Linked DNA regions of Homo sapiens: regions 2, 3 and 4 are each linked to region 1. The links are chromatin contacts, found by Hi-C or POLR2A ChIA-PET in ENCODE. All regions are on one chromosome and are shown on one strand. The core of a region is the stretch at or near the end of the contact, and the rest is flanking DNA. Distances in the headings are between cores, read along the strand shown. Region 1 has its middle 8.6 kb from the start of LINC02080. Region 2 has its middle 20 kb from the start of MIR6516. Region 3 holds the start of SNHG20 (small nucleolar RNA host gene 20). Region 4 overlaps SEC14L1 (SEC14 like lipid binding 1).

Region 1 (7,026 bases), core at 3,410-5,909:
GCAATTCTCCCACCTCAGCCTCCGGAGTAGCTGGGATTTACAGGCCCACCACCATGCCCGGCTAATTTTTGCATTTTTAATAGAGATGGGGTTTCATGCAGGCTTTGTATCAATACAACAAAAATGTTCTCAAGGGTTCTCATGTCTCTCGAACCTCTATTTCTAGGCATGACTCTCAGAAACAGATATCAAAGGATAACAGGATGTGAGTGATTTCTTTTTTTTTTTTTTTTTTTGAGACAGAGTTTCGCTCTTGTCGCCCAGGCTGGAGTGCGGTGGTGTGATCTCGACTCACCGCAACCTCCGCCTCCTGGGTTCAAGCGATTTTCCTGCCTCAGGCTCCCGAGTAGCTGGGATTACAGGCGCCCGCCACCACGCCCAGCTAATTTTTTGTATTTTTAGTAGAGACGGGGTTTCGCCATGTTGGCCAGGCTGGTCTTGAACTCCTGACCTCAGGTGATCCACCCACCTTGGCCTCCCAAAGTGCTGGGATTACAGGCATGAGCCACCGCACCCGACCAGATGTGAGTGATTTCAGTAGAACACGGACATCCTTCCTTATTTTCTCAAACTGAGAGATTCATTATGTAATTGAAAGAAAATATTCTTTGCAATATGGCCTAAGTGTCTAGTTCTGTTACTTTTGGTCCTCCAAGAAAATGAAAGGCTTGATCAAGCTGGATCAAATTCCAGCCATATGGTTGGGTAAATATAATACTATGAGCTTTTGTTATATAATCAGCAGTGAAATGATTGAAAACCAAAAATAAAACCCTAACCCCCCAACCCCAAACTGACTGAACAGACCCCTTAATGGGCCAAGAGGATGCTAGAGAAACCTCAAAACAATTCCCAGCCATGACCGGGGAAAAAAGGTCAGCTGCCTTATTATACCCACCTTTTTCGGAGTTTAGGCACAACTGACCAGCATGAACATTAAAATAGCAATCATAAAACTGACAGAACAGACTCTGTAGCAATAAGATACCAAATTCCAACCTAACTCTGGCATAGCATCACATGACAGATAGGAGACCTGAGGGAAATACAAATATTTTACCCCCAAATACATGGTTTTGCTTTTTTTGTTGTTTGTTTGTTTGTGGTTTTTTTTTTGAGACAGAGTCTCACTCTGTCACCCTGGGTGGAGTGAAGTGGCCTGTCACCAGGCTGGAATGCAGTGGCATGATCTCAGCTCACTGCAAGCTCCGCCTCCTGGGTTCAAGAGATTCTCATGCCTCAGCCTCCTGTGTAGCTGGATTTACAGTTGCACGCTGCCACACCTGGCTAATTTTTTGTATTTTTAGTAGAGACAGGGTGTTGCCATGTTGTCCAGGCTGGTTTCAAACTCCTGAGCTCAGGCAATCCAACCACCTCAGCCTCCCAACATGCTAGGATTACAGGTGTGAGACACCATGCCCAGCCCAAAATATATATGTATATATTTTGTTGTTTTGTTGTTGTTTTGAGACAGAGTCTCGCTGTGTTATCCAAGCTGGAGTGCAATGGCATGATCTTGGCTCACTGCAACCACCGCCTACCAAGTTCAAGCAATTCTCCTGCCTCAACCTCCCAAGTAGCTGGGATTACAGGTGCCTGCCACCACGCCCGGCTAATTTTTGTATTTTTAGTAGAGACGGGGTTTCACAGCCTCGGTAGAGGCTGAGATTCATGCCTGTAATCTCAGCACTTTGGGAGGCCGAGGCAGGTGGATCATGAGGTCAGGAGTTCGAGACCAGCCTGGCCAACATGGCAAAACCCCATCTCTACTAAAAACAAGAAAAAAATTAGCCAGGCTTGGTGGCACGCGCCTGTAGTCCCAGTTACTTGGGAGGCTGAGGCAGGAGAATCACTTGAACCTGGGAGAAGGATTGCACCACTGCTCTCCAGCCTGGGCGACAGGACGAGACTCCGTCTCAATCAATAAATCAATCAATAAATAAGATCGGACGTGGTGGCTCATGCCTGTAAGCCCAGCACTTTGGGAGGCTGAGGCGGGCGCATCACCTGAGGTCAGAAGTTCGAGACCAGCCTGGCCAACATGGTGAAACCCCATCTCTACTAAAAATATAAAAATTAGCTGGGCATAGTAATGCACACCTGTAATCCCAGCTACTGGGGAGGCTGAGGCAGGAGAATCGCTTGAACCCAGGGGGCGGAGGTTGCAGTGAGCTGAGATCACACCATTGCACTCCAGCCTGGGTGACAGAGTGAGACTTCATCTCAAAAAAATAAAAAATAAAAAAGTTTTAGAGCAGGAATGAAAGGAAGCAAAGTACACTTGGAAGAGGGTCAAGTGGGCAACATAAGAGATCCAAGTGCCCTGTTCAGCCTTGGGCTTGGGGTTTTATACATTGGCATGGTTCCGGGGTTTGTGTTTTTCTTCCCTTAATTTTCCCCTTGGGGCAGGCTGTCTGCATGCACAGTGACCTGCCAGCACTTGGGAGGGGCCGCATGTGCAGTGCGTTTACTGAAGTTGTGTGTATGCTCGTTTGAGGCATTTTTCTCTTACCAGTCAAGCATTCCCAGAGGAAGGTCATATACCAGTTAAACTCCCATTTTGCCTCTTAGTGCACATGTTTGAACCGACTCGCCTAGCTCCTGAGATCTTATCAGGAAGCTGCTGATCACTAGCTCCAGGTATTTTCTATCTACTGGGAGACTGCAGGTCCCTGGAACCAGCTGCAACCAATTATCATTTTAGCGACACAGTTTAACAACTGCCTGACCATCACCTGATGGTTGCCTGACGACCTGATAGGGGCCCTCTCCTGCCCTGCTCAGTTCTGCCTAACTGCCTACTCTAACATACTGATTTATGTCTTGGCCTGCAACTTCTGTCTCCCTAAATGTGTAAAACCAAGCTGTAACTGACCACACTTTCTCAGGACCTCTTGGGATTGTTCTCCCAGCCATGGTCACTCATATTGGCTCAGAATAAACCTCTTTAAATATCTTGCAGAGTTTGGTTTTGTTCATCAACATGGTTGTGAATATGGATTGTGTTTATTGGTTAAGAGATAATTAACTTTGAAAAGTTAATGTCTCATTAAAATAAAACATAATTACTTTGGCTTGTTTGTTTGGGTTATTTTGGTTGGGTTTCCAGCATGTAAAATAATTAGACAACTCTTTTCTCTACAACTCACATTTCTTTTCTTTTTTTTTTTTTTCTTTTTTTTTGAGACAGAGTCTCACTCTGTTGCCCAGGCTAGAGTGCAGTGGCGTGATCTTGGCTCACTGCAACCTCTGCCTCCTGGGTTCAAGTGATCCTCCTGGCTCAGCCTCTTGACGCATGAGCCACCACGCCCAGCTAATTTTTGTATTTTTAGTAGAGACAGGGTTTCACCATGTTGGCCAGTCTGGTCTCAAATTCCTGACCTCAGGCATGAGCCACCATGCTCGGCCTCGGCCTCATATTTCTTTCTTTCTTTTTTTTTTTTGAGACACCATCTCACTCTGTTGCCCAGGCTGGAGGGCAGTGGCGTGATCACAACTTACTGCAACCTCTGCCTCCTGGGTTCAAGCAATTCTCGTGCCTCAGCCTCCCGAGTAGCTGGAATTACAGGTGCGCGCCACCATACCCACCACAGGTTTTGCCGTGTTGGCCAGGCTGGTCTTGAACTCCTGGGCTCAAGCAATCCACCTGCTTCAGCTTCCCAAAGTGCTGGGATTACAGGCGTGAGCCACCGTGCCCGGCCTAAAACTCATATTTCTTGATAAATATTGGAAACATATTCCCTAGAAATAGTCTAACTCGGCCGGGCGTGGTGGCTCACGCCTATAATCCTAGCACTTTGGGATCACGAGGTCAAGAGGTCGAAACCATCCTGGCCAAAATGGTGAAACCCCATCTCTACTAAAAATACAAAAATTAGCCGGGCGTGGTGGCACACACCTTGTAGTCCCAGCTCCTCGGGAGGCTGAGGCAGTAGAATTCCTTGAACCTAGGAGGTGGAGGTTGCAGTGAGCCAAGATCACACCACTGCACTCCAGCCTGGGCGACAGAGCCAGACTCCATCTCAAAAAAAAAAAAAAGAAATATTCTAACTTGACATTTTGTGTGTTTTGTGTGTTTTTTGGTCCTTGATCAACAATATACTAAATCTTAATACTAGGATGTATATTTGTGTGAAGGTAGAAGGTCAAACTTGACCTTCTTTTTAACTTTGTGTGCAAATAGTGTGAATGTGCCCTGGACACCTCCCTGCAGCATTGGGCTATGATTTACTGGTTTTCTGAGCTGCTATTAAATCTGGAAGTTTTGATGTTCTTATCAAGAGTAGTTCTGCCCTATTTCTGTGTGATAATTTAGAGAACAAGCAGATTGCAGCTTTAGAGAAGTCTAGTCCAGAGGAGGCTCCTTTGAGCATTTATTTTTGACTTCGTTTCAATTCACAGGTCCTCTTTCTTTTACTTCCTGAAAATGTTGTCAGATATTTCCAATTCTTCAGTCTTTTTTGTTTACATTCTAAGCCTGTTTAACTTTTTTTTTTAAATTGGTTTAGTTTTCTCAGTTTTATATCTTAGAAAGGGATCTTTTGGGATAATTGTCACTGAACCGAAAGCAATTTGATGACTCATATTGTAGACACTGTGAGAACATGTTGAGGAAAAAACAGATGTTTTCTTCTCTACTTCTTTGTGGTTGGCGCGCTGGGGAGGTAGCCTGCTGAATCCATGTGCCGTGGGGGAGCCGCACGGGGTGTCTGGGCTGGCTCTCCTCCCACAGGTGGCTGCCCCCCAAGCTGTACCCTATTCTGCAGGAAATGATTTGTTTGGCAGCCAGAGCTTGCTTTCCACTAAAGAACATTGCCTTGGCTCTGGCAAACCCTTTGACTTAGGAACCATTTTGGCCTGTCCCATTATTTTGCAGAATGAAGCGCTTTGGGTTTGCTATACAGCTGGTTTTGGTTTTTTGCTTGTTTTTTTTTTTTCTTTTTTCTTTGTGTTCCCCCCCGCCCCGAGAGATCAACTCTTTCATTTTATCCCTTTCTGGATCAGAAACCATTGAAACCAGTGAAAGAAGAATAGCCCAGTGCAGGGCACTCACGTCTATTCAACACTGAATCCTTAATATGCTAGATGAGCCCAGCACATTTCATACAGTGCCATGGTGCCCTCCACGGCCTGACCTTCCAAAGCGAATTTTCTCTGCTAGAGACATCACTAATATATATTGAGTGCTTACCTACATACCAGGCACCCTTTTTTTTTTTTGAGACAGAGTCTCACTATATTGCCCAGGCAGGAGTGCAGTGGCACTATCTTGGCTCACTGCAACCTCTGCCTCTAGGGTTCAAGCAATTCTCCTGCCTCAGCCTCTTGAGTAGCTGGGATTACAGGTCTGCATCACCACATCCAGCTAATTTTTGTATTTTTAGTAGAGAGGGGGTTTCACTATGTTGTCCAGGCTGGTCTCGAGCTCCTGACTTCAAGTGATCCACCCATCTCAGCCTCCCAAAGTGTTAGGATTACAGGCATGAGCCACTGCACCCGGTGTAGGCGTTCTTTTATTTTTCTTTTCTTTCTTTTTTTTTTTTCCGGGCTCTCTTTAAAGCATGTTACAAGTAATTATCAACTAGAAACCATTATCCCCATTTTATAGATGAGAAAACCAAGGCACAGAGAGATCAAGTAACATATCCAAGATGGCAGAGCAGGTAAGTGCAGATAAGGACCCGCCTAAATTTGTCCATGTCCTGATTGCTGGAACCTGTGAATATGTTAGTTCCATGGTAACGGGGAATTGAGGTTGCAGGTGCAATTAAGGCTGCTAATCAGCTCACCTTGAGATGGGGAGATTATCTGGAATTAGCTGAATGGGCCCAATATAATGTCAGGTCCTTAAAGTGGAAGATTATCAGGGAACCTGCCCCCAATAGTCATGTAGGTTCTTTTCTATTTTCCCTAAGCATCCGCCGGGTTGAGAAATAAAGGGACAGAGTACAAAAGAGAGAAATTTTAAAGCTGGGCATCTGGGGGAGACATCACATGTCGGTAGGTTCCTTGATGTCCCACAAGCTGCAAAACCAGCAAGTTTTTATTAGTGATTTTCAAAGGGGAGGGAGTGTATGAATAGGGTGTGGGTCAAAGAGATCACATGCTTCACAAGGTAATAGAATATCACAAGGCAAATGGAGGCAGGGCGAGATCACAGGATGGGCGAAATTAAAATTGCTAATGAAGTTTCGGGCACGCATTGTCATTGATAACATCTTATCAGGAGACAGGGTTTGAGAGCAGACAACCAGTCTGATCAAAAATTTATTAGGCGGGAATTTCCTCGTCCTAATAAGCCTGGGAGCACTATGGGAGACTGGGGCTTATTTCATCCCTACAGTTTCGACCATAGAAGATGGCCACACCCAAGGGGGCCATTTTAGAGGCCTACCCTCAGGGCCGCATTCTCTTTCAGGGCTGTTCCTTGCTGAGAAAAATAATTCAGCAATATTTCTCCCATTTGCTTTTGAAAAAAGAGAAATATGGCTCTGTTCCGCCCGGCTCACCAGCGGTCAGAGTTTAAGGTTATCTGTCTTGTTCCCTGAACATTGCTGTTATCCTGTTCTTTTTTCAAGGTGCCCAGATTTCATATTGTTCAAACACACATGCTCTACAATTTGTGCAGTTAACGCAATCATCACGGGGTCCTGAGGCGACATACATCCTCCTCAGTTTACGAGATGACAGGATTGAGATTAAAGTAAAGACAGGCATAGGAAATCACAAGGGTATTGATTGGGGAAGTGATAAGTGTCCATGAAATCTTCACAATTTATGTTCAGAGATTGCAGTAAAGACAGGCATAAGAAATTATAAAAGTGTTAATTTGGGGATCTAATAAATGTCCATGAAATCTTCACAATCCGTGTTCTTCTGCCATGGCTTCAGCCGGTCCCTCCATTCGGGGTCCCTGACTTCCCACAACAGAAGATGGAGGCAGGAGGGTCAGGGTCAGAGTCAAAGTGATGCATTGGGACAAAGATTCAGTCTGCTGTTGCTGGCATTGAAGACAGTGGAAGGGAC
Region 2 (7,044 bases), core at 1,305-3,804, 320 kb after region 1:
TGAAGCAGGGGACTCTTAGGAAGGATGAATGGGCCCAGAGGAGCACAGGTGGGATTTATGTTAGTCTTGTGACAACAGCTGTTTAGGTGATTGCTTATCCTGGTGAGGGACTGGTGAGAGGAGACAATCTTCCCTAGTGCAAAACTCCCTAAAAAGCCCCAGGGAGGGGATTTGTGACAGTTGAATTATTTTGAGAGATTCTGTTTTTAAGCAGATAAGTAGAGTTCAGAGGAAAAAAAAAAAAAGGAAAAGTCAGTCTGGATATCAGTTCGTCTACCTAATTTTGCCACGAATCAAGGAAATCACCCTGTACTTTCCTTCTCCGTGGCCAGGGGACATTGAAATTATTTGGTTCTGGCAGGGCATGGTGGCTCTCGCCTGTAATCCCAGCACTTGGGGAAGCCGAGGTTGGCGGATGGCTTGAGCCCAGGAGTTGGAGACCAGCCTGAGCAGCATAGTGAGACTGTCTTCTACAAATAATTTCAAAATTATAGGAGGCCAGGTGTGGTGGCTCACACCTGTAATCCCAGCACTTTGGGAGGCTAAGGTGGGCGGATCACAAGGTCAGGAGTTTGAGACCAGCCTGGCCAATATGGTGAAACCCCGTCTCTACTAAAAATACAAAAATTAGCTGGACGTGGTGGCACGCACCTGAAGTCCCAGCTACTCGGGAGACTGAGGCAGGAGAATCGCTTGAACCCGGGAGGCGGAGGTTGCAGTGAGCCGAGATCGTGTCACTGCACTCCAGCCTGGGCAACAGAGTGAGACTTTATCTCAAAAAGATAAAACAACAAAAAAATTATGGGAGGCTGAGGCGGGTGGATCACCTGAGGTCAGGAGTTCGAGACCAGCCTGGCTAACATAGTGAAAGCCCATCTCTACCTGGGCAACACAGCGAGACTCCATCTCAAAAAATAAATAAATAAATAAATTAGCTGGGTGTGGTGGCCCGCACCTGTGGTCCCAGCTACTCAGGAGGCTGAAGTGAGAAAAATCACTTAAGCCCAGGAAGTTGAGGCTGCAGTGAGCCCTGGTGGCGCCACTGCACTCCAACCTAGGCAACAGAGTGAGACCCTTTCTCAAAAAAAATAAAAAAGAAAAATTATTTGGTTCTCAGGAGAGAAATAGGCTGCGTTCTCCTTCTCCAGCCCCGGGCTTTTCTTTGCTGTTCACCTTGCTGACTCCCCATGAATGCTTGTATCCGGCCACCAGGGTGGCATTTTGCAGAAAAGCAGTAATTTGCATATCACCTAAAAGAGTTCACACATCCCCCATGGGGTGTAATATACCATCAAGGATCACTTAAGTACTGGAGAGAAGCAGCTGATCAATGAAGAGCTTTAATGACTTGAGAGTCTGGGGCAGGGGAGAATCTAATTTATTCAGCCAACCACCGTGGACCCACAGGGGAAAGAACAAAGAGCCACAAACAAAAACTCACTTCCACTTCAGGACCACTTAGCCCACGCCAGGCTCCGGGCTCCGGGGTCCAGGCTCCAGGCACCAGGCTCTGGGTATTTAATCCTCAGAACAGTTTCTGAGACTGGCATCCTTATCTCCACTTTAAAGACAGGGATGGAGGCTCAGGGACGATCACTTGCCAAGGTCACACAGCTATTGAGCGCTGGGTAGGAACGAAAAGAAAGAGTCTCCTTCGTGTAGTTTCAAACTAATGAAAAATGGAAAAAAATTCAAAAGTATTTTCAGTAAACAAAAAATCTATTATATATTTCTATTCTATGTTATGCTAGTTAATGAAGACATAGATGAAAAGGAGAGAGGGGGAGAGAGATTGAGAAAGTCCAAGAAAACAGGAAAGAGAAATGAGATACAGGAGTCCGTAGACCAGGTCAGAAGATCCCCACCCACAACGGTGGATGGCAGAATAAACCGCAACCTCCTCACACACCGAGGGGCTTGGGGGATTCCCGGTGACGTAAAGGTGCCCTCCTTGACTTTCTTGCAACAACAGCAAAGGCTTCTCCACAGTGGCGTTCTAAAGGTTTCCCACGCGCTGACGGCTGAGTTGGTTTTCAAGCTTTACTTGGAGCTTGCTGACACTATCACAGATGCCTGAAAGTCCCTTTGAGAAAGGAGCCATGCTGGCTGGTTTTAGCCCACAGTCTCTGAACACAATTTGGTATTGACTTTTTATTTATTTATTTAAAAACAGAGACGGGGTCTCACTATGTTGCCCAGGCTGGTCTCAAACTCCTGGGCTCCAGCGATCCTCTCACCTCCGCCTCCCAAAGTGTTAAAATTACAGGTGTGAGCCACTGCTCCCAGCCAGTATAAATGTTTGTGTCAGTTTTCAGCCCCCTGTTCCATGCCCCCCCATACCATGCGCACGCACACACACACGGACTTAGATTCTCCCCATTTGAGCAGCTTTCCTCCAGCTGTTTGGGCGAGTGTGCAGTGCTGCCATATAAATGTGCTCAATAAAGCCCATGGTGATGACTCATCTCGGCACTATCTGAGCTCCACTTTCCCCATCCAGAGTCCCGAGTTTCTGCATTAAACGTGGTCGTCATAACCCAGTTCTGTCCGGCAGGAAGCCCTTGCTACAGACCTGGGTCCAGTGTGTCTCCTCTGGACAGTTGGGAGGTGGCAGCCCTATGGTTCGTGTGGGTTCTTCCCACAGGTAACTGAAACAGAGGGCCAGAGGGATGGGACCCCAGCATAGAATATGAATGTATAGGCCAGGTGTGGTGGCTCACGCCTGTAATCCCAGCACTTTGGGAGCAGAGGCGGGCAGATGGCTTGAGGTCAGGAGTTTGAGACCAGCTTGGGCAACATGGCGAAACCCTGTCTCTACTAAAAATACAAAAATATTAGCCAGTCATGGTGGTGCATGCCTGTAGTCTGGGCTACTCAGGAGGCTGAGGCAGGAGGATCGCTTGAACCTGGGAGGCGGAAGTTGCAGTGAGCCAAGATCATGCCACTGCATTCCAGTGTGGCCGACAGAGCCAGGCTCTGTCTCAAAAAAAAAGAAACAGCTGACATGTATATATACATTCATCTCTGTCTCCAAAAAAAAAAAAAAAAAAGAATGTATATGTCATCTGTTTCTTTTTTTTTTTTTGAGACAGAGTTTGGTTCTGTCACCCAGGCTGAACTGCAGTGGCTTGATCTCAGCTCACTGCAACCTCTGCCTCCCGGTTTCAAGCGAGTCTTCTGGCTCAGCCTCCCAAGTAGCTGGGATTACAGGTGCCAGCCACCACACCAGCTAATTTTTGTATTTTTAGTAGAGATGGGGTTTCACCATGTTGGTCAGGCTGGACTCAAACTTCTGACCTCAGGTGATCATCCTGCCTTGGCCTCCCAAAGTGCTGGGATTACAGGCGTGAGCCACCGCACCCAGCCTGGGGTTTGGCTTTATAGACTAAGGGCTGAAGAAAGCAGAAACAGAACAAAAAGCATATTGGTCATTTCAAAGTTAAATTCTTTGTAAGGCAGGAAGAGATACAGGACAATACAAAGACAACAAGAAAAAGATAACCAGTCACAGTTACATCTCTTTTTTCTTATAGAGATGATATCTTGCTATGTTGCCCAGGCTGGTCTCAAACTCCCAGCCTCACGTGATCCTCCTGCCTGGGCCTCCCAAAGTGCTGGGATCATAGGCGTGGGTCACAGAGCCCACCAAGTTACTGTTTGTTGTAAGGGTTAAAACAGAGGGAACTTCATTAGCATGCTGACTTGAGACTGAAACTGGCCTCCTTGGGAAATTAGGCTGCTATTTCTCTCGCCTGATTTCTTGGGAAGTCAGATAACAACTCAGTGTTGGTTTGCTGAGCACGGGTGACTCCATTTTGATTTTTGTCTGGTCTTTTGGGGCCTAGTGCAGGAGTTTAGTCCAAAACAAGGGCCTCCTATGATTTTTGTTTAACACTCTGAAAGAGAACGAACTGAAACTAACTGTTCAAAGGTATATTTTCTCTTTGCTTTCTGTAGCTTTTATTGTTTAATGCTCAGCCTTGGAAGGATATGCCGTTCCATATGTTCTAAAAGGAACAAAACAGTCTACCAGTACTTAGCATCTACTCATTTCCAGCCACTAGAGTCCCCAGCCTCACCACAGTTTAGCAGACTGTTAGCTGTTACATTAACTAAATGCGTAAAATGCTGATATCCTAATATGCCTCTTTTTTTGAAAATAGCATCATAATTCATCATAATTTGTAGGCTCGCAAACATTTTCTTGGAATCCACTGGACTCCCCCATGCTTTTTAATTCCGTACTTTCTGTGCAAGCAACACAATAGTTGGAACTGACTTCAGGCCAACTGCTTCCTTTTAACTTTTGTCATGTTACCCAGAATAGAGGCATGGAGTTGTTTACCCGGTTTTCATTGAGGAACATTCTTTGTCTTCCAAGGAATACATAAGAAGCCTTCCTGTCTCAGAACACCAAGCTCTGAAAGGTGACTTTTCTGCTCGAGTAATTACACTGGTTGACTGAGCTCCGGAAAGGAAACGCATTCTTGGTTGCAGAGAGAGGAAGTGGCTTGCATTGTTGGACAAAAAGAAAAATGATTGTTTCCTAGGGTCACTGTCCTCAGCCTCCCTTTAGAGAGCCTGGATCTTGCAGCCATCAGTTATGGAAGTGGCTCTGGGAATAACTTTGCCCTGGGTGATGATTGTTGATGAAAAGAGTCGAAGTGTATAAAATATTTGAAGAGATTTATTCTGAGCCAAATATGAGTGACCATGGCCAGAGACACAGCCCTCAGGAGGTCCTGAGAACATTTGCCCATGGTGGTCAGGACGCAGCTTGGTTTAAACATTTTAGAGAGGTATGAGACATCAATCAAATACATTTAAGAAATACATTGGGGCTGGCTGGGCGCGGTGGCTCATGCCTATAATCCCAGCACTTTGGGAGGCTGAGGTGGGTGGATCATGAGGTCAGGAGATTGAGACCATCCTGGCTAACAGGGTGAAACCCCATCTCTACTAAAAAAAAATACAAAAAATTAACTGGGCGTGTTGGCAGGCACCTGTAGTCCCAGCTACTCGGGAGGCTGAGGCAGGAGAATGGTGTGAACCCGGGAGTTTGCAGTGAGCCAAGATTGTGCCACTGCACTCCAGCTTGGGCGACAGAGTGAGACTCTGTCTCAAAAAAAAAAAAAAAAAAAAAAGAAATACATTGGGGCTGGGCACAGTGGCTCACTCCTGTAATCCCAGCACTTTGGGAGGCCGAGGCAGGAGGATCACTTGAGGTCAAGAATTTGAGACCAGCCTTGCCAACATGGTGAAACCTCATCTCTGCAAAAATACAAAAATTAGCCGGGTATGGTGGCAGGCACCCGTAATCCCAGCTACTCGGGAAGCTGAGGCAGAAGGATCGCTTGAACCCAGGAGGCAGAGGTTGGAGTGAGCCGAGGTTGTGCCATTGCACTGGGTGACAGAGCGAGACTCTGTCTCAAAAAGAAAAAAAAAAAAAAAAAATACATGTGTGTGGTCCAGAAAGGCGGGACAACTCAAAGCCGGGGGTGGGATTCCGGGCTATACGTGAATTTAAAGATTTTTTGGTTGACAATTTTTTGGCTGAGTTTGTCTAAAGACGTGGGATTGATAGAAAGGGAATGTTGAGGTTAAGATAAAAGATTGTGGAGACCAAAGTTCTTTTGAAGTGTTTTTTTTTTTTTTGAGACAGAGTCTCGCTTTGTCGCCCAGGTTGGAGTGCAGTGGGGCAAAAGCCACAGACACTCAAGGCCAGCCAGTGCAAGCAGCCGGCAGCCGGGAGGGGGGCTGAACCCCAAAAAGCCACAGGGATGGAGCTGCCCAAGGCCATGGGAGCCCACCTCTTGCATCAGTGTGACCTGGATGTGAGACATGGAGTCAAAGGGGATCATTTGGAACTTTAAGGTTTAATGACTGCCCTATTAGATTTTGGACTTGCATGGGGCCTGTAGCCCCTTTGTTTTACCCAATTTCTTCCGTGTAGAGTGGGTATATTTACCCAATGCCTGAACCCCCATTGTATGTAGGAAGTAATTAAGTTGCTTTCAATTTTACAGGCTCATAGGAGGAAGGGACTTGCCTTGTCTCAGATGAGACTTTGGACTTGGACTTTTGGGTTAATGCTGGAATAAGCTAAGACTTTGGGAGACAGTTAGAAAGGCATGATTGTGTTTTGAAATGTGAGGACATGAGATTTGGGAGGGGCCAGGGGCAGAATGATACAGTTTGTCCGTGTCCCCCACCCAAATCTCATCTTGAATTATAGTTTCCATAATTCCCAAGTGTCCTGGGAGGAACCCGGTGGGAGGTAACTGAATCATGGGAGCAGTTACTGCCAGGCTGTTCTCGTGTTAGTGAGTGAGTTCTCAGGAGATCTGATGGTTTTATAAGGGCCCTTTCCCCGCTTTGCTCAGCACTTCTCCTTCCTACTGCCCTGTGAAGAAAGTGCCTTTCTTCCCCTTTGCCTTCCACCATGATTGTAAGTTTCCTGAGACTTTCCTAGCCATGCAGGACTGTGAGTCCATTAAACCTCTTTACTTATAAATTAGCCAGTCTCGGGTCTCTCTTCATAGCAGTGTGAGAACAGACTAATGCAGGGGGGCTATTATGTTGCCAATCACAGGTATATAATAAAAAGTTAAGAATTATAATTTCTAAGTGGTAGGATTTCCCTTAATCCTTTTCTCTTATCTATATTTTCAGAAGTTTTCCCAGGAATACACATACTGCTTTTGAAATGAGAAGAATGAAATCTCATTTATAGTCTATATTGACGTCTTTGCAATGTTCATTAATCCACCTCTCAGGACAGCCCTGAGAAGTGCATACTGTTCCTGAACAGTTAACAGTTACAAAGATGAATTGAAAAGTATTTAGGCGGCCAGGCGTGGTGGCTCACACCTGTAATCCCAGCACTTTGGGAGGCCGAGGTGGGTGGATCACGAGGTCAGGAGATCGAGACCATCCTGGCTAACACGGTGAAACCCCATCTCTACTAAAAATACAAAAAAATATGGTGGGCACCTGTAGTCCCAGCTACTTGGGAGGCTGAGGCAGGAGAATGGTGTGAACCTG
Region 3 (6,529 bases), core at 3,991-6,490, 300 kb after region 1:
GAGCCACCATGCCTGGCCTAAATTTCCTTTCTTTATAAATAACCCAGTCTCAGGTATCCTGTGATAGCCGCACAAAACAGACGCAGACACCTGGACAGAGGCCCTCCCCATGGTGTTCCCTGGCACAGCTTGGCTGCCCTCCTGCAGTGCTCCCTTGTGGTACGTAGTTACCATGGCTAGAGGCTCTAACAACGTGACCTTATCGAGTCCCCATCTGTAAAATGGAAAACTATTAGTGGCAGCCACCTCCTGGGTTATATGAGGACTCGATAAGGTCACTTAGCATCAGAGGGCAGGGGTGGTGCATGAGCTTTGGCCTCAAACCACAGGAGGCTCCTGCACACAGGTGCCTCTGAGAGTCAGGTTCCTGCCTGACAGCTGTAGGCACAGCTGCAGCCTGAGCCCAGCACTACCCAGAGCTATCAGGGCCAGAGGAAGGCCTGCTTCCTGGCCCTGGTTCCTCAATGGGTCCTGCCAGCCACCACCCTGCAGAGCTCAAAACGACTGTGGAATGGTTAGCACCACACACTGTAACCCAACCCCCCTGCTCTCCTCTGCCTCCCCTCAAAAGCATTCCAGATGCCAGGCAGCAGCCCCGTGGCCACCTCTGCATAGGTGAGCAAAACATCAGGAGCTGCCAGCCACAGGCTGCCAAGCCTTTGCTGTGGAGGGCTTGTGGCTGGCCCTAGGACTGGGATGCCTGTTCTTTAAAATGGGGTCCTGAGGCCGGACGCAGTGGCTCACACCCATATTGCCAGCACTTTAGGAGGCTGAGGTGGGAGGATCTCTTGAGCTCAGGAGTTTGAGACCAGCAACATAGTGAGACCTTCTTGTCTCTACTAAAATAAAAATTAAAAAAAAATAAAATAAAAAATAGGCCAGGTGCAGTGACTCATGCCTGTAATCCCAACATTTTGCGAGGCCAAGGTGGGTGGATCACCTGAGGTCAGGAGTTCGAGACCAGCCTGACCAACATGGTGAAACCCCGTCTCTACTAAATACAAAAAATTAGCTGGGCATGGTGGTGCATGGAGGCTGAGGCAGGAGAATCACTTGAACCCAGGAGGCGGAGGTTGCAGTGAGCTGAGATTGTACCATTGCACTCCAGCCTGGGCAGCAAGAGCAAAACTCTCAAAACTCTGTCTCAAAAAAAAAAAGAAAAAAAGAAAAAACATTAGCTGGGCATGGTGGCACGTGCCTGTAGTCCCAGCTGCTGGGGCCAGGGGTGGGGTTGGGTGCTGAAGCGGGAATATCCCTTCAGCCCAGGAGATCAAGACTGCAGTGATCCCTGATTGTGCCACTGTACTCCAGCCTGAGCGATAGAGTGAGACCGTCTCAAAAAAAAAAAAAATTAAAGTAAGTAAAACATAAATAAAGTGGGTTCCTGAACCATGGGGACTTTGAGGAATGTCTTCCACTAGCTCTGCACATCTGCAAACTGCCGGCACCTCTCCTGCCCCCACCTGCTTCCTCTCAGCCCTGTGCAGGGGGATACTGTGGCTTTTGCCTTGCAATTAGGGCTGCCAGATAAAATATAGAACACGGGTTATATTTGAATTTCACAAAATCAACGAAGAAAACTTTTAGCGGGGCGCGGTGGCTCACACCTGTAATCCCAGCACTTTGGGAGGCTGAGGCAGGCGGATCACTTAAGGTAAGGAGTTCAAGACCAGCGTGGCCAACCTGGTGAAACCCCCATCTCTACTAAAAATATAAAAATTAACTAAGCGTGGTGGCGCATGCCTGTAATCCTAGCTACTCGGGAGGCTGAGGCAGGAGAATCGCTTGAACCCAGGAGGTGAAAGTTGCAGTGAGTCAAGATCGCACCATTGCACTCCAGCCTGGGTGACAAAGCAAGACTCTCTCTCAAAAAAAAAAAAAAAAAAAAACCCAAAAAAAGAAAGAAAGAAAATGTTTATATAAGTGTGTCCCTGACTCCCTGCATACAAAATTGTAACAAAACTATTTATTTATGTATTTTTTGAGACAGAGTCTTTCTGTGTCACCCAGGCTGGAGTGCAGTTGCACAATCTCAGCTCACTGCAACCTCCGCCTCCTGGGTTCAAGTGATTCTCCTGCCTCAACCTCCCGAGTAGCTGGGACTACAGGCGCCTGCTGCCATACTCGGCTAATTTTTGTATTTTTAGTAGAGACGGGGTTTCACTGTGTTGGCCAGGCTGGTCTTGAACTCCTCACCTCAAGTGATCCACCAGCCTCGGCCTCCCAAAGTGTTGGGATTACAGGTGTGAGCCACCATGCCCGGCTTCCCTATGCTTTCTTTTTTGTCTTTTTCTTTTCTTTCTTTCTTTTTTTTTGAGATGGAGTTTCGCTCTTGTCACCCAGGCTGGAGTGCAATGGTGCGATCTCTGCTCACGGCAACCTCCCCTTCCTGGGTTCAAGCAATTCTCCTGCCTCAGCCTCCTGAGTAGCTGGGACTACAGGCACCCACTGCCACACTCAGCTAATTTTTGTATTTTTAGTAGAAACAGGGTTTCACCATGTTGGCCAGACTGGTCTTGAACTCCTGACCTCAGGTGATCCACCTGCTCAGCCTCCCAAAGTGCTGGGATTATAGGCATGAGCCATCATGCCTGGCCTCTCACCACATTCTCTCTGGCAGCAGTGCCAGGACCTGCTGGCAGGGTCTGTGATGTAGCAAGCATCTGGCCAGGAAGGAGATGTGTATCTCTGTTTCCTGCAGCCCTCCCAGCTCCGGGGGATTCATCCTCTCTCGTCTGGGGAGGTGGGGGCAAAGGTTCCTGCTGCAGACCTCATCTTCCCGATAAGGCTGAGGATGCTGACAACACCCTGCCTTTAGAGAGAACAGCCCCACTCAACAGAGACCAGATGTGTTCATCGAAAGGTGTGTAACAAATAGCCCAGGGGACACAGGATATGTCAAACAATTGGCACCGGAGAGCATGTGAGAAGAAACTGTCACCTGGGACCAGAGCTGGCTTCAAAGGGCAGGTGTGCTCTGCTGGAGTGCGGATGCGCGGAGTGTCTGGGAGCTGGGCTGGGCAGAATGGCTGGAGCAGGGGTCTGTGTGGGCACCAAGGTGATGAAAGGCGGTCAGATCAACAGGGCCAGGACAGGTAAGGGTGATTTGTTGAGTTTTGTTTTTTCCTAATGAAGCAGAAATGGAAAAAGAGGGGGAAAGCAATCGTGTGGACTCTATCCTGCAGGTCAGACAGGCAGCCCCGGAGAAGACCTGCTAGGTGCACGGCTGGCTTGTTTCTAACATCACCTGTGGTCAGCAGCGCCACCAAGAGCCACCACCAGGGGGCAGAGGTAGGGCCATGTAGTAGACGCCTGTAGTTTTCGCCTGTCCAGGACGCCTTCACCCCTGCTTCCTTTGAGAAAAGTCCCTCTCCCACTCCAAGTGGTACTGACGGGGATCACCCACACAAAAGAAACCTGGAGGCTCCCCTCCTGGGGCACCCGGCTTCTGCTCCAACCAGGTGAGCCCAATGCCTGCCTGAAGCCACTTGCGTTGTTTACAAACCTGTTTACTCCAGTTAAGCTGATTATACAATTATATCCTTTCATTCTTATGTAAACTCATGAAATATGGTAAAACAAAACAGAACTGTAGCTCCTCCATCAAAACAAAAATGTAAGTTAAATATTTCCAAGTTAATAAAACTAACAGTATGTATTGTTGAATGTGAGTGAGACAACTCAAAGACATTGTGAAGGAGGTGCGGTCATAAAAATCTCGCTCTGTCACCCAAGCTGGAGTGCAGTGGCACGGTCTTTATTTTATTTTATTTTATTTTATTTTTTGAGACGGAGTTTCTCTGTTGTTGCCCAGGCTAGAGTGCAATGGCGCAATCTCGGCTCACCGCAACCTCCACCTGCCTGGTTCAAGCAATTCTCTTGCCTCAGCCTCCCAAGTAGCTGGGATTACAGGCATGCACCACCACGCCTGGCTAATTTTTTGTAATTTTAGTAGAGACGGGGTTTCTCCATGTCGGTCAGGCTGGTCTCAAACTCCCGACCACAGGTGATCTGCCCGCCTTGGCCTCCCAAAGTGCTGGAATTACAGGGTCGAGCCACCATGCCTGGCCTCAGTGGTGCAGTCTTGGCTCACTGCACCCTCCGCCTCCTGGGTTCAAGCGATTCTCCTGCCTCAGACTCCCAAGTAGCTGGGATTACAAGTGTGTGCCACCACACCTGGCTAATTTTGTATTTTTAGTAGAGATGGAGTTTCACCAGGTTGGTCAGGCTGGTTTCGAACTCCCAACATCAAGTGATCCATCTGCCTCGGCCTCCCAAAGTGTACCTGGCCTTTTTTTTTTAATGGTTATTTCTTGGTGATATGTTAAACAAGGGGTGGATTATTCATGCCTCCCCTTTTTAGACCATGTAGGGTAACTTCCTGACGTTGCCACGGCATTTGTAAACTGTCATGGCGCTGGTGGGCGTGTACCAGTGAGGGCAACCAGAGGTCACTCTCATAGCCATCTTGGTTTTGGAGGATTTTGGCCGTCTTCTTTACTGCAGCCTGTTTGATCAGCAAGGTCTTTATGAGCTGTATGACCTAGCAATGCATCCAAGTAGGTCTCAGCTTTATTTTACCCAGCCCCTATTCAAGATGGAGTTGCTCTGGTTCAAACGCCTCTGAGACAAGGTCCAGCAATTCTTCCTTGGTTGTGGGATTAGACTCAGAGCAAGATTCCTGTTCGTTGCTTCCTGTGCCCACAGACAGTGAACTGTCGGGAATCTACCAGGTCTTTTGGAGCAATAGGCTTTTCAGGGGGTATCCCAATAGGCCAGGACGGCCTGCATCTTCACGTAGCCCCTCTGCTCTTGAGCTTTCTCCTTCCTGCCACCTGGGGTGGTGGAAAGGGCATTGGGTTTGGAGCAGAAATGACTTAGGTGTGAACCCAGCTCTGCCACTTCCTGGCCGGCTGTGCTTGGAAAAGTAACCAAGCATCTCCGGAGCGCCCCACTTCTCATCTACAAGACAGGAGTGGTCTTTGCACTTAATTCAGAGGGTTGCATGAGGAGTAGAGAGATAATGCTTTCACGGCTCCAGGAACCCAGCGGGCTTTCAAGAAATGGGATGTTCCTTCTGATTCCCTCGCTCCAGGGCCCTCCCCTCTGGCCCAGGCTCTAGTCCCCATTAATCACACCGCGCGGGCTGCGACCCCTTTAAGTCCGGCTTGGATGACCCAGATCCAAAGTCATCGACTCTCTAGCTGCTATCTCTATGGTAAGTTATCACTTCCGGCCGGAAGTTGCTGACGGAGCTACTTCCGCCCAGGGGAGTGGGAAGTAAGTGGAGACACGTGCTTTGGCCTGTTGGAGGGGAAACCCGCTCTCGCCTCCTGGTGGTCGCCGACTCGCAGTCCGCAGGATGACTCAGGGCAGCCCTGACCACAGTTCCGCCGCCATCGGCCCTAGCCTGCGGAATTGGGCTCGCCCCGGGACGATAACAGAGCTCTGCCGGGGGCTGGAGGCACTGACCGGGTGACCAGAGACCCAGAGACCAGACCCCCTCCACGGCGCCCGGGATTTCGGGGACGGCTTCTCCCATCGCAAGTAGGGCTTGGACGGGAGGCGACAAAAGAGAACTTGGTCCGCACACAGCCACCGAAATTGGAATGAGGAGCTGTAGGGAGGCCCCGTAGCCAGCAGAAAAGCATTGGGGTCCCTGGCTGGGTTAGCCCAGGTTTCTAGGAGTGTGGTAAGCGTCGAATGACTTTTGTCCTTTTAAAGCACATTATGTTACTTTTTCCCCCAAGGTTTCAACAGAAAATGAGAAATATCCCCCGACGATTGGCTGAAAACATGCAGCAACCACTATTTTCTTCCTGCCCCTCGTTGATGAGAGCATTCGAAGTGACCTCAGCAGGGCATCCAGGTATGTCAAGCATGGTGACAAAGTGTTCAGGTCAGACGGTCTGGGGAAAGGCTCCTGTGTTGTTGAGCCTGCCAAGTTGTGGGTGCAGCATGGTACCAGGCAGCCCAACCCTGACCTAAAGTAAATTCCCGGAAGAAGTCTTTCCTGGGTTTTGAATTTGCAGTAACAGGTGTGAGCATTCTAGCAGCAGTTTGATGATCATGTATGATACTGCAAACAGGACCTACGTTTAAAGAAAATGGTTGTAGTTAGTATCAGAGAGCCCTTGCTTTTCAAAACTTCATAAACAATGTTACTGTCATGTCTTTCATTCAATAAACATTTGTTGATACATTGGCCTGACATCATGTTAAATGTTACGGATACAGAGATGAAGAAAACAGTCATGGCCCTTGTTCTCTGGGAACTACAACCCAGTTAGGGAGACAAGGTTAAATGATCACACTTAAGAGGGCATAATTCAGCCAGGTGCAGTGGCTCATGCCTGTAATCCCAGCACTTTGGGAGGCCGAGGCGGGTGGATCACCTGATGTCAGGAGTTCGAGACCAGTCTGGCCAACATGATGAAACCCCATTTCTACTAAAAATACAAAAAATTAGCTGGGCATGGTGGCATGTGCCTGTAATCCCAGCTACTCAGGAGGCTGAGGCAGGAGAATC
Region 4 (6,481 bases), core at 2,315-4,814, 420 kb after region 1:
AATACCCCTAATGCTTATATGAGTCAGCTTTAGTAACTGGGTGCAGTGCCTCACGCATTTTAGTAGGAATTCTGTGGTACATCAGCTTCAACTTGTTCCCGTTTATGCAGAGTAAAACACATGTATTTAAGTGGTTTTTAAAAACATATTGCTCAGTAGTGCAGAGTGTTTTACGACCCTGCCAGTGTTTTCCATTTTCTCAGCAACCTCCAGAAGTTGAGTGCAGGGGGATAGTGCTGGCCGGTGTGTCTGGGTTTCGTGGGGTTGGTTTGTGTTTGCACAGGTTTCACTGCTGTGTTTCTTCTTCCAGTGCGAAGTGCCAGAGGGTGGACTGGTCCCCAAATCTCTGTACCGGACTGCAGAGGAGCTGGAGAACGAAGACCTGAAGCTCTGGACTGAGACCATCTACCAGTCTGCAAGCGTCTTCAAAGGAGCCCCACATGAGGTACGTCCTCCGCCTTCCTGCACCTGGGCCGGCCCTTCCTCCGCAGAGGGCCTGGCCCTCGCAGGGCTTCCTGGCAGCCTTTCATTCAGAACAGTCCACTCGTTTTTCTGCTCTTTGTCTTTAGGCTTTTGTTGACACTCGATATTTAGTTTCAGTAAATGTCAACGTCGAAGAATGGGTCTCTCTCAGAATAGAAACTAGCTGTGCTTGATCAGAGTGCCTGGAAAGGAAATTGGATCTCTTGACCTCCATTTTACTAAAGCCACCAAACACAGAGATAGGAATAGCTAATCTTTCCTTGTTGGAGCACTTAACTCCTGAATTTAGTTTATTTCATGGTTATATTGAACAAGTTTCATGTGCTACTTTTTCTTTTTTTTTTTCTAGACAGAGTTTTGCTCTGTTGCCCAGGCTGGAGTACACTGGCATGATCTCAACTCACTGCAACCTCCGCCTTATGGGTTCAAGCAATTCTCCTGCCTCAGCCTCCCAAGTAGCTGGGATTACAGGCACCCGCCACCACGCCTGGCTAATTTTTGTATTTTTAGTAAAGGTGGGGTTTCACCATGTTGGCCAGGCTGGTCTCGAACACCTGACCTCAGGTGATCCACCTGCCTTGGCCTCCCAAAGTGCTGGGATTACAGGTGTGAGCCACTGTACCTGGCCCGTTTGCTACTTTTTCTTGGCTGGGTTTTGGTTATTTATAGATATCTTGGGGATTTTCCGATTTCTGTAAGTCTAATGGAGCAAGGAGGGTGTTCCTGTATTCCTTTTTTGCTGTCACTTTTGGTAGAGAAGCAAGGGCGTTCCGTGTTCCTGTGCATGCCATATGTCTGTCCTGTAGCATCACGAGTGACCTGAAGCAGGAGGGGCCTGCAGCGGAATCTCCCTTCTCAGCTAGGACAAGGTTCGTGGCCCAGAGTTGTTGGAGAGGATGGTGGCACTCTGTGCAGAGCAGGTGTCAGTGAGGATGTGGTGCTGGCTTGGGCAATGGTGCTGGCCGGGAGCTGACTGCGGCCTGCTTCCTGCCGTGGTGGCACCTGGGTCAGCCATCTGCCAGTGGCTTCTGCTGGGGTGTCTTCCTGAGTGGCTCACCTGGTGCTTGCAGGGCAGGTGGATAAGGGAATGCTGTTGCCATGGTTTGAACAAGCAGAGACAGATTTGGTGTGCCTTACTTGTAGATACATACATAGAGGAATCTCAGATTTCATAACGTCTTGAGGATTGTCTGTATTCATTTCTTACCGGGAGGGCAGGCTCCAGGGACCGAGTCCTTGTTCCTTGTTTGTTAGGCACTATCGCTCTTGTCCATGTTTCAAGAACTTGGGGTGCAGTGTGTTTCGTGTGAATCGGGGGCATCTGTAGACATCCACATGGTAAAAACCTCCGTTCTGCTTTGGGTATTAAATAAAGCACAGATCCGAGATGGCAACAAACTGAAAGGAAGGCTGAAGCGGAGGCCCCCACTGTGAATGCAGGAAAGAGGTTCCGTCAGCACAGGGGGCCGAGGCCTCAGGATGGAGCTGCCTGGGGAGCCACTTTGCTGAAGAGGGGGCCGTGCCACGTGGTGCCGCCTGCTGTTCTTAGACAGGACCCTTGTACCTCACTGAATCTGCTGTGGAAGGACATTCTGAAGTGGCGTTTCAGTGGTGAGGTGGCAGTGGTGGGATTAAAGGGGCCCGGCTCGTAGAGCAGCCACGCGCTGAAGGGCACAGCAGACAGCGTGCATGGGCTGAGAGGGGCCGTGGGCCTGGCTCTGCTGCTTCCTTAGGTGGAGTTTTCAGTGACTGCAGAACTCTGCACAGCTGCTTTTCATTCTCACGTCCGCCCCCGCCCAATCTTTGAAACTAACTTTGATTATTCCCTCCTGGGTAGCTCTGTCGGTGCTGTGTAAGTTTGGTTTTCAATTGGTTCTCAGCACCCAGGGGGTGACCACCTCAACCCCATCTCTACTATGCCAGGGGCTCATCCCGCTCACCCAGCCTCGCCACTGTTCTCTCGTGTGAGCCTCACACGGCAGGCCCGGTTCCATGCCCCTGCTTCCCCCTTGCTGGGAACGCTGTCCTCAGGCTCCCCTGCCTGCTCTTTCTTTAGCTTTCACCTTCTCCAGGGCCTTCTGTTCTGTCCAGCCCAGGGCAGTCCTCTGAACCACTCATGTACGAGCTCACAGTGTTTGGTGTTTCTAAGACCTGGCCTCTTAGAGTGTGTGTGAAGATGGTGTATGGGAGATCTTGGACCTCTAGGTGCAGGTCACAAAGAACACAGAGCTTGGTGCATGACATGTAGCAGGATCCAGCGGTTGAATGGATGGTGGTGTGTGACTCTGGGGAAAGAGATCCGTCCATACGCATTCAGCGTTTCCCTCCCCAGCTTCAGCACCTGCACCCTGGATCCCCTGGAGAGCACGATGCGCTCGCAGCATGCCGGCCTGGTGCTCGTGGATCGTGGCTGCCTAACGCTGCCTCTTTTTCAGATTCTCATTCAGATTGTGGATGCCTCGTCAGTCATCACTTGGGATTTCGACGTGTGCAAAGGGGACATTGTGTTTAACATCTATCACTCCAAGAGGTCGCCACAACCACCCAAAAAGGACTCCCTGGGAGCCCACAGCATCACCTCTCCGGGTGGGAACAATGTGCAGCTCATAGACAAAGTCTGGCAGCTGGGCCGCGACTACAGCATGGTGGAGTCGCCTCTGATCTGCAAAGAAGGAGAAAGCGTGCAGGTAAAATCACACACAGGTCAAATCGCGCATCCGTGACTCCACACGGCCAGGTGATTCTGTCTTGAGTAGACTCTTTGCTTCGCTCCTTGAGCAGCCCTGTGTAGCTTTTGAGGCCCTGCTTGTGGAGGAGCAGCTTGCCTGGAGGAGCAGGAAGCCAAGTGGGTCTCGTAGGAAGGAGTTCAGGCCTCGCAGTGGTTTTGGACAGAATCTGCGACTTTTCCCAAAAGCAGCCTGTGACAGGAAGGGAAGGCATCGCACGCACGGGCCCAGCTGGGCTTCATAGGATTTTTCCCCCCCGCCTCATTTCACCGGGTTGTGTTTGTCTTTTTCAAAGGAAAATCACCCTAAATAGAAGTAAGAGGGACAAGTACTTAGAGAACTATTAGCTCTCATTACCAAACCTTCTAATTTGTTTCAAATGCTTTCAGTTCCCTTTTCACATTGTGGCTGGTTATTTTGGGTGCCTGTGCTCACAGTAGCCTCGGGGCGGGGGCATTGCTTCTGGCCTTCATAATAGATGCATCGTTTTGCTGCCTTTACAGTTTTCAGGGGTAAGGCTTGTCAGTGTTTCAGTGGTCTTAGAGGCAGAGTAAAAGAATCCTTTGTCCATTTTAAAAACAATGAACAGCTAAGCTGTGTTAACCAGTCATGAATTTCGGAGAGAATGGAGAAGGAGCTTTCCACGGATTGACGGCTCACTTTAGGGTGACGTGCCTTCAGCCCCGAACATGCTGGATGATTGGCAGCATGTCAGAGAAAGTGAGGCCAGGTCCAGGGAAGCTGTGCTGAGCCCTCCCTCCAGCATGGGTGCCACCAGCCTGCCAGGCTCCTGCCTCCGTAGGTGGGGTGGGCTGGGCAGGCCTCGTGAGGGCCACGGACATGGAGCTTGTCCCTCCGGGCTTCCCAGCACCCGGGAGTGACCACACTCAGTAGAGGGAAGGACATTGTCAAACCTGCTGCTGAAGCAAAATAGCAGGTTCTGAATCCCATTGAGATAGTTTCCGTAGCTACATGAAATCCTAAAGACAGTCCCCTTGGCGCTTGTCAGGCCTGTGGTAGGCCAGGGGTCGGAAGCGAGTCGCCCTCAGCTGCCACTGCCCTACTTGTTCTAGGGTTCCCATGTGACCAGGTGGCCGGGCTTCTACATCCTGCAGTGGAAATTCCACAGCATGCCTGCGTGCGCCGCCAGCAGCCTTCCCCGGGTGGACGACGTGCTTGCGTCCCTGCAGGTCTCTTCGCACAAGTGTAAAGTGATGTACTACACCGAGGTGATCGGCTCGGAGGATTTCAGGTGCGGCCACCCTCGCCACAGCAGGTGCTGCGGACAGCTGGGCATGGTTGGAGGGAGCCTGCAGTCCCACGCCGTGTGCAGGATCAGCAGTGGCGGCGGGTGTCAGGAATGCTTGGAGGGCCAGGAGGGAGTGGCTTTGGGGTCATTTGTTGGCACGGTGACTCCCTGCCTGTCTGCAGAGGGAGAGTGTCGGAGACAGAGCCGACTGACTGCCTTTGCTTTAGCTCACACTGCCGTCTGCGTGCAGGCTGTGGGAAGCCGGTCCCCCTGGTGGGTTACTCATGTCCATCCCCCGTTTGCAAGCACTGATGGGGATGAGAAGTGAGCAGAGAACAGGGTGGGCCACGAAGTCCAGCAGGCAGTGTGGGCCGGCGGGTGGTTGGCAGGGTGGTCCTCACGCCTCGCCCCTCCCTGTGCCATTACAGAGGTTCCATGACGAGCCTGGAGTCCAGCCACAGCGGCTTCTCCCAGCTGAGTGCCGCCACCACCTCCTCCAGCCAGTCCCACTCCAGCTCCATGATCTCCAGGTAGTGCCGCGCTGCCTGCACCTAGTGTGCAGAGGGGACGGCCGCCCCTCCTCGGACAGCCAGCTGCACCCGCCCACCCAGCGGCGACATTGTACAGACTCCTCTCACCTCTAGATAGCAAATAGCTCTCAGATGGTAAACGTAGTCGTTTGATCCCAAAACTACCTTGGCAGGTAGTTTTAACTCTGATCCTAACTTAACTCAATAGCCATAGATTTTGTATACGTTGTGCACAAAATCCAACCAGAGCGCAAGGGCTCTCTTGAAAGAAAAGTAGTTTCTGTACCAATTAAAGGATTGACGTGGTCTCAGATATTGATGCAAAAAATTTTTCCAACGAACTCCGCATTGTCCATTAGTGAATGAATTCCTGTGACATCCTCCAGAGATGGCCCCTCCTCACCTGGGACGGAAGCTGCCAGCTCGCTTCCCCCAAGCTGCCTCATGGCCCGCACGCCGCCTCACGGCCCCCATGCTTCCCGCCAGTCAAGATGGTCTGTGGACTTAGGGCCAGCCCTTGAGGTCCTTATCCTCTGAGGATTCAGAGGTTGCCTGCGGAGTACCTTGTCCCAGGGCCAGACACACCCACACCACCCACTGTCCTGCAGTGGGGCCGGGGGCTCAGGAGGGGCTCTCAGGGACTCCTGGTGACTCCAGGAAAATGCTGCCATCGTTAAACATTACTTTCTCTTTCCTCCTTTTCAAATCTTTTTGATACTTTTTAGAGCAGGATTTTTCTGTATGTGAACTTGGGTGGGGGGGTTCTTCCCGTTTCCTTCCGTGCGTCGCCCCTCTCACCTGCAGTCAGCTCCCAGCCCAGTGTAGGCCATCTCCTCTGTGCCCTCTGGTGGCTCATTGTCCTCAGAGCCCAGACAGTTCCAGCCACTAGGAGGCCGTCTTGGAACCAGCAAGTCGCATTTGCCACTTGACACTGTCCATGGGGTTTTATTAGTAGCTAAGCAGCAGCTCTCGCATCCACTTCAGGGTGGCGTGTGGCATGTAGGAGTCCTGCTTCTTTGTACATGGGAATTGTGGACTCATGCGTGTGTGTGTGTGCATGTGCTGTGTGTGTGCATGTGTGCATGACGGTGGGGGTGCTGGGGGGACGGGGTGAGTGGAAACTTAGTTTGAGTAATGAAGGAATCTTCACAGAAGCAAATCAGAATATGGGATTTGTTTGCCTTTTACATTTTGTTTAATTCCTGATTTTAAAGCCTGCTCTATCTGGTACAGGCCCTTATTTTTTCAGCTTTTTATGGGAAAAGCAGGTTATTTGAGAATCTGTCCAGAAGTTGCATAGGGGATGGCCTCCACGATAAGGACATGCAACACGTGTTTCTGTGTGCAGCAGAGGCCGTGTTTTTCATGCCAAACCCCACGCGGCTGTCAACTGTGTGCGTGGTAGGCATGGAGATCCTGGTTGTGCCGTCTCAGCTCCGCTCTGAAGGCACTGTGTGGGTGCTGCGTGACTGGAGAGCTGTGTGGAGGCCATG

The links. A loop is a pair of places that touch in the nucleus more often than their neighbours do. ChIA-PET counts read pairs that join two places held with the same protein, here RNA polymerase II (POLR2A). Pooled maps may share reads with other maps.
Region 2: a pooled map shows a loop between it and region 1 (2.7-fold over the local background). The contact joins two enhancer-like sites. A Hi-C loop is called at or near these places in 1 of 50 pooled maps. POLR2A ChIA-PET finds 5 or more read pairs at or near these places in 2 of 52 experiments (Caco-2 and GM12878).
Region 3: a loop to region 1 is called in a pooled map, with 2.7 times the contacts of the local background. The contact joins the promoter of SNHG20 here to the enhancer-like site in region 1. A Hi-C loop is called at or near these places in 1 of 168 maps with a recorded cell type or tissue (K562) and 1 of 50 pooled maps. POLR2A ChIA-PET finds 5 or more read pairs at or near these places in 4 of 52 experiments (Caco-2, OCI-LY7, activated naive CD4-positive, alpha-beta T cell and 1 more).
Region 4: a loop to region 1 is called in a pooled map, with 2.8 times the contacts of the local background. The contact joins two enhancer-like sites. A Hi-C loop is called at or near these places in 1 of 50 pooled maps. POLR2A ChIA-PET finds 5 or more read pairs at or near these places in 2 of 52 experiments (A673 and activated T-cell).

The regions. Positions count from the first base shown.
Region 1 is chr17:76,786,917-76,793,942 of GRCh38, forward strand. It overlaps a transcript of MFSD11 not described here. Among named protein-coding and RNA genes, the nearest start is that of LINC02080, 8.6 kb to the right of the region's middle. Within about 2 kb of position 4,660, at least 12 of the 41 ENCODE cell types and tissues checked have a DNase peak (open chromatin) inside an H3K27ac peak, as active enhancers do; they include A673 and OCI-LY7, where a contact is called at or near this core.
Region 2 is chr17:77,105,756-77,112,799 of GRCh38, forward strand. It overlaps a transcript of SEC14L1 not described here. Among named protein-coding and RNA genes, the nearest start is that of MIR6516, 20 kb to the left of the region's middle. RefSeq lists enhancers at 897-946, 1,009-1,673, 1,787-2,116. Within about 2 kb of position 2,555, at least 5 of the 41 ENCODE cell types and tissues checked have a DNase peak (open chromatin) inside an H3K27ac peak, as active enhancers do.
Region 3 is chr17:77,083,403-77,089,931 of GRCh38, forward strand. SNHG20 (small nucleolar RNA host gene 20) reads left to right here and starts at 5,241. Exons shown (of 3, transcript NR_027058.1): 1 at 5,241-5,547; 2 at 5,751-5,869. It overlaps MIR6516 (microRNA 6516), which reads left to right and starts at 6,015; the gene lies at 6,015-6,095. It also overlaps a transcript of SEC14L1 not described here and SCARNA16. RefSeq lists enhancers at 4,647-5,846, 5,113-5,422, 5,343-6,277, 5,613-5,722.
Region 4 is chr17:77,209,032-77,215,512 of GRCh38, forward strand. It overlaps SEC14L1 (SEC14 like lipid binding 1), which reads left to right. Exons shown (of 17, transcript NM_001143998.2): 14 at 311-445; 15 at 2,919-3,170; 16 at 4,283-4,461; 17 at 4,887-6,481. The coding sequence ends at 4,992. Among named protein-coding and RNA genes, the nearest start is that of LACAT1, 42 kb to the right of the region's middle. RefSeq lists enhancers at 3,034-3,143, 3,484-3,533. Within about 2 kb of position 3,565, at least 9 of the 41 ENCODE cell types and tissues checked have a DNase peak (open chromatin) inside an H3K27ac peak, as active enhancers do; they include A673, where a contact is called at or near this core.